2 separate regions of the Homo sapiens genome follow, and region 2 is linked to region 1. The links are chromatin contacts, found by Hi-C or POLR2A ChIA-PET in ENCODE. All regions are on one chromosome and are shown on one strand. Each heading gives the region's core, a stretch centred on a gene start or an enhancer-like site at or near the end of the contact. The rest is flanking DNA. Distances are from core to core; before and after follow the strand shown. Region 1 overlaps ANTXR1 (ANTXR cell adhesion molecule 1). Region 2 overlaps ANTXR1 (ANTXR cell adhesion molecule 1).

Region 1 (3,012 bases), core at 44-2,543:
CTTATGGTCATTTACTCTGTGCTGTTCTGCTGTCTGGGGATGGTTGATACAGAACTTCAAGCCATATTGCAGTTGGTGTGTATGGTCTCCTGACTGTCCAGCATGACACAGCTAACACTAGAGAACACTAGAGCAGAGCCCAATAGACAGGCCCTGCTACCCCCTCCCCTTGCACCTGGTGACAGTGGGTGGTTTGTAGCTGAGAAGATTTGGTCTAAAGTTTCATAGTTTATGTGAGCCACTGCCCAATTAGCTGTTCTTGCTGTGACTAGGATGGCAGGCAAGTAAAAACGTGAAACCAGCTCATATAAATGCTGGGTTGACTTGGCCCTCATCACATATGGAATTTGAGCTTTTGTCTGTGACAGTCAACAAGACCAAATTTCTATATGAAATTTTAAATACAAACTCTACAGTTAGGAGAAACAAGCATAGGCCATAGTTAGTACTCTGGGAGGTGTTTGGTCTTATAAAGTATACATTTGCTTTCTATGGGAAATGAAGAAATTTTTTTAGCATGCATGAGACTCCTCTGACAGATTGAGAAAAAAATAATAATAAGATCCCTAAACTAAGGTTCAGTAGTACTATTTTTTTGTGACAAGATGCTGATACAGTGTATGACCCCATTTTTTTTTCACAGCAATTGAAAAACATCTCCACTAAAATATGTTAACATTCCATTTTCCACTGACCAGTTTGGCAGAAACCAATTCATAAACTGGGTCAACCTAAGAAGTGGGAGGGTTATAGGAAAGAGGCTGGATAGAAAGAAATATTATCATTAATAAGACAGAAGAATCAATGCTGTTTGGGAGCAAAATGCTGGTTATATAAATCCAAGAACAATGGAATGAAAATAAATGGAACTTCCTCTAATGAATCACACTTAAATTGAATCTCTTATTTACCAATTCTGAATGAAAGTTTGTATTAACAGCTGAAGATGTTCCATCTGTTTTTGAGAGACATAATACCACCTTGAACTTTTATTCTCCAGCCATGCAAAATAATAGATTTGAGATATAAGAAGCTTAAGAATTTGGATACATTTGAACACACTCTCAACACTGTTACAAATTATGATTATCCAGTTTACTTTTAAGTGCCCTTTCTTTATGGAAGTCTTGCTAAAATAAGATACATGAGAGAAATCGATACAGAAAATTGTGTCCTTGTTGCCGTGGCAACAGCCACACGATGTACACATGGAGTTACACAAGAAAGGTCACAGATGAGGTAAGAACCAGAATTCATAGCTGCCTATGGCTACTCAGGAAAGAATTCCAGGCGAGGCAGGGGGGGCAATATTGTAGCTCTGTCTATATGCTTCTTCTGTTTTGTTTTGCATAACCTTAGGAGACTCACTAGAGAGGCCTGCCTTGCTTGCATGGTGGTGAGTCTGTAAGAATTCTTCAGCACTGATTTATGGAGCTGACCACATTTTCCATAAACTCAAAATGACTCCATCCAGGCATGTGCTCATGAACAAGAGTCACAGGTTCTGAATTTTTTCTTTAAAACAAAACAAAAACAAAAATCACCTAATTGCATTCTCGGTTACATTCTAAGTTGCTTCAGACACATGTTGACCTCACAGAAACCTGGCAAATTTTCCTCCTTAGTTCCTGTCTCCTTCATCCTCCCCCCAGCTACTCCACCCCAGCCCTCCAGATGCAGACACAAGCCCACCAACAGAGCCTCTGAGGCTGCTGAAAGGCCTCCAGCTCAGCACAGAGCAGGGGCTCAGGGAGCCAGAGCCTAGAGCCACCGCCCTTCCCTGGGATTGGCACCCACCTCCTCAGAACCATCCAAGCCCCAGGTCAGGGGTGGCAGCAGGGAACACGAGTGTTTTCCATCTGCCATCACCCGTCTCCCTCTTTTTGCCTGCGGTGGGCTCATGGTCCCATTGTTCCTTGGAGCCCACCAGGAAATGCTTGGGCCAACTTAAAAGGGAAAGTGCCAAAGGAAACCACCTAAATAGCAAACCAGTAGCACATCTGATTCTAAGATTGTTAAAATTTACTAAGCACATGGTGTCCCCTGCTCCCAGTAGGTAGCCACCACAGTGCTCCTTGTAAAACCAAACCTCAACACACCATGCCTCCACTTCAGACTTGCAAAAACTGTGGGAAAACCCAGAATCCTTAGCTTGATTTAGAAAGGCAAGCCTTTCCATTTCATACGCTACTTACCCCAGATTCCTTCATCACCTCCAAATGGGCTCTGAGCACGTGGAATTAATTGCTGGTCATGCCCTGAACATGCCAGGACATTTTGTGTCTCTGTACCTTTGCTAGGTTTCTCTGCTTGGAATGCCTTTCCCATCCTCTCTACCGAGTGAACCTAGCTTGGTAATATTGTTCATTGTTCCCACAGTTTCCTGTAAATACAAAAAGTTGCTGGCCAGACTCATGCTTGAAAGGGGGCATTGCCCAAGCAGAACACATTTGACAGAGCCTAGGTGAGAAGGTTTGGAAGTTAGAACCTCTGTCCCAGGATGGTCCAGGATGGTCCCCAAGGCTTCCTGCACAGCTTGGCCACTCTTTGAGTTCAGAAAATTTGCTCATCTTTCAAGGGCAAATGGTTGAAGGAATTTAGAATGTTCTGAGAAAGAACGCTTCAAGGGGTCATGAGAGCTTTTTAACTTACTTGGTCCATGATGATATGGCGTGTCATTCCACTTTGCAAGCTGTTTCTTATCACGTCACCATTGTCAAGGAATAATCTTTCCATGTCACTACATATCCTTGAATAATATCATTTTAATGACCATGTCATATTACATTGCATATCTTCCCTTTTTGGAGATTGATTTTCAAGTATCTATTATTATAAATGAAGCTGCAGTCAGTATCCTTATTGCCAAATCATTGTGCACATTCACAAATGTTTCCTTAGAATAAAAGGTCCAGCTTTCTACTGGATCAAATAGTGTGCAAATTTTTAAAGCTTTGATACAAATGGCCAAATAATTGCCCTTCAAAAGATTATACAAATTAACCCTCACAT
Region 2 (3,110 bases), core at 336-2,835, 42 kb after region 1:
CCTTCCTTTTTTTGTGTATTTTTCAAATTTTCAACAAAGAACTGTGTAATCAGATGGAAAAAGGGGATTTTATCATTAAATAAGTCATATCTCAACATTAATTCTTGACAGACCTTGTATTTACACATGTCCCACTAAAGAGATGCCATTTTTATTTCTACCCTTTCCTTCATTTTTCTAGTTTCCTCGTGTTACCAAATATTTCCTGTGTGCTTTCATCTTACCCTCAGTTCTGGCATCCAAAGACATTATTATGGAGAACGTGCCAGTATGTGTGTCAGCAAAATGAATCAATTAAAAGAGTTGACCTTGGATCCCTTTCCATGAACAGCACATAAAAGGCAGGCTATTATGAGATTTATAGGCAGGGCAAGTTTTAAGTGGAGAAAAGGGAGCCGAGAAGGATCAGAGCATCACCACTCACAACACACCCTTCTCTTTGCCCGTGGCTCCAGCTTTGGGGAAGGGGAAGGAGCAAGACAGGGTCTCACTCTGTTGCCCAGGCTGGAATGCACTGCAGCAGTGCCATGATAGCCCATTGCAGCCTCAAACTCTTGGGCATCCTTCTGCCTCAGCCTCCCAAGTAGCTAGGGCTAAAGGCACACACATCAGGCTAATTTTTTTTATTTTTTGTAGATACGGGGTCTCACTGTGTTGCCAGGCTGGTCTCTAACTCCTGGGCTAAAGTGATCCACCTGCGTTGGCCTCCTAAAGTGCTGAGATTACAGGCATGAGCCACCTCACCTGGCCAGAAAGATAACTTTGAATGCATCTGTGTATCTACACATTTTTATATATACAGGTATACATACATTTTATACATACCTCTATCTATACATATGTAGACATGCATATATATGTATGTATATGCACATTTTTATTTATATATATGTGTGTGTGTGCACACGTGTATGAATTTTACATGGAAAGCCAAAATATCAAAGTGAAAGGGAAAGGCTGAAAGCAGGAAGACTGGTTTACTTGGTGGCCAAGTGTTAGAAGATGAGCAACAATGAGGGCAGGGCAGAATGAATGAGTATGAAGGATCTTTATGAAACAGAATCAGAGCTTTCTCTGCTTCTCCCTGACTGTGGCAGAAGATGGCTGCTCCCTCATCCCCAGCTTCCCACTTTACATTCCCTCTATTCAAATGATCAGTCCTGACTAACTAACTACCTGTCACTCAGTGGTCATTCCAAATTCGCAGGAGAGAGAATCTGATTGGTCTAGCTCAGCATAGTTGTCCAATCAACTGGTCCAATCAACTGTGGCCAAGCTCAGGGTCACAGATCACAAATGTGGTTGCTGGGGTCCATTTAACTACTGTCTGTCTTCACCTCTAGACTATATTCTTCATGAGGACAGGGACCTCAACATTTGCTCAATACTGTCTGCAGCACCTTTGAGGACATAGCCGGCACTTAAAACCCATTTGTCAAAAGGATAAATGCATAAATAAATTAACAAATGAAGAGAATCATAGTGTAGAAGGCTAACTATTAAGTCATCCAATCCAGCCATCCATTCATTGTTGATGTGTTTAATTCATCAGTAGAGCACCACCTTCGGCAGGATTATGTCAATTGCCTTCAATATGTCGATGAGGTTTTGTGGTCTAGCCTGAGTTTACAAGAATGATTTAAGTTAGAAACTATGCTCATAATTCCAAACAACTGACTTGGGAAACCTAATTCATTAGTAACTTGAGAAATACCTACAGCCCTCCAAACAAGGTAATCAATGGGAGAACTAGGCCAGAGAGAAAAGGTATTTGTCAGAGGAAACTTGGCATGTATGTTATACTTTTACGATCTAATTATTTTAGTGTTCTTCCTGTGGAATCCATTTTCCTTAGATGACCTCTGTTCATAGGAAACTATTTGGTTTAATCTGTGGAAGCCATAGCATATTTTTAACCATCTCCAAAGTCCAGCTCCCTCTCCACGGAGCGTGCCTGATGCCCAAACAGATGTCTCATAACACAGCACACATGAGCTCACCACTGGCAAGTCTTTTGCACACAATCGGCCCACACCTCTTCTCACATCTCCCTGTCATCCCACAAACCCAAATTCAGAAGTTGCAGGCAAGCTCAAACTCTTACCACAATAATAGAAAAGCAGAAGGCAGACCTCCAATTTTGAAGTTTCAATTTATTAATATTTTTAAAAATCTAATGACCAACCAGAAAAATATGCAATACAAAGCATTAGCCAAACTAATTAGTATAAAGAAATGTGCAAACTGGCTGCCCCAAAAGAATTCAGATTAAATTATCCAAGGAAAAGGTTTCAAAGGAATTCAAATTTTGATGGAGGCCAGGTGCGGTGGCTCACACCTATAATCCCAGCACTTTGGGAGGCCAAGGCTGGCGGATCACCTGAGGTCAGGTGTTCAAGACCAGCCTGGCCAACATAGCGAAACCCCGTCTCTACTAAAAATACAAAAAAAATTAGCCAGGTGTGGTGGCACACGCCTGTAATTCCAGCTACTTGGGAGGCTGAGGCAGAAGAATCGCTTGAACCCAGGAGGCAGAGGTTGTAGTGAGCCGAGATCACTCTCACAGAGTGAGACTCCATCTCAAAAAAAAAATGTTGATGGAATTATAGAATATTAGGGCTGAAAGGCCCTTGAACGTCATCTAGCCGGTACAACTTAATTGGACAGATGAAGAAACCGAAGCCCATAGAGAGAAAGTGACTTGCCCCAGGTTTCACAGTGAGTATGTTAGTGGCAGAACTAGAGGTAGAACTCTGCCTCCTGACTGCAACCCACAAGGCAGACCACAGCCCCCAGCACCAGTGTCCTGTCTCTAAATGCCTCAGACCATCAATGCCTGGAGTTCAAACCCAAGGAAATCCAGAACCTGATCAACAAGATCTTTCATCCTGACCATTTCATCATAACCATTTCAGAATATGTCACCTCCAATTTAGGCAAAGCTTTTTGTTGAGAACAATTTCCTTTAATAAAGCAATCGAAGGTAACCCAAAAAGTATTTTTAGAGGTAACATTAACCTTTCAAGTGTGGAAGCCAAGGGAAGTACATAGGATTCTTGCTATCCTTTCTCCAAGAACCTAGGAGATGTCCAAGGAGACCATGGGGAGGT

The links. Hi-C counts contacts between places; a loop is a spot of excess contacts on that map. ChIA-PET counts read pairs that join two places held with the same protein, here RNA polymerase II (POLR2A). Pooled maps may share reads with other maps.
Region 2: a loop to region 1 is called in a map of IMR-90, with 4 times the contacts of the local background. The contact joins two enhancer-like sites. A Hi-C loop is called at or near these places in 1 of 168 maps with a recorded cell type or tissue (IMR-90) and 1 of 50 pooled maps. POLR2A ChIA-PET finds 5 or more read pairs at or near these places in 5 of 52 experiments (A549, AG04449, AG04450 and 2 more).

The regions. Positions count from the first base shown.
Region 1 is chr2:69,195,223-69,198,234 of GRCh38, forward strand. The region is part of intron 17 of ANTXR1 (ANTXR cell adhesion molecule 1); the gene reads left to right. LOC124906019 (a long non-coding RNA gene) reads left to right here. Exons shown (of 2, transcript XR_007086799.1): 1 at 1-3,012. Among named protein-coding and RNA genes, the nearest start is that of MIR3126, 93 kb to the left of the region's middle. RefSeq lists an enhancer at 1,391-2,590. Within about 2 kb of position 1,294, at least 4 of the 41 ENCODE cell types and tissues checked have a DNase peak (open chromatin) inside an H3K27ac peak, as active enhancers do; they include IMR-90, where a contact is called at or near this core.
Region 2 is chr2:69,236,971-69,240,080 of GRCh38, forward strand. All of the region lies in intron 17 of ANTXR1 (ANTXR cell adhesion molecule 1), which reads left to right. Among named protein-coding and RNA genes, the nearest start is that of MIR3126, 130 kb to the left of the region's middle. Within about 2 kb of position 1,586, at least 2 of the 41 ENCODE cell types and tissues checked have a DNase peak (open chromatin) inside an H3K27ac peak, as active enhancers do; they include IMR-90, where a contact is called at or near this core.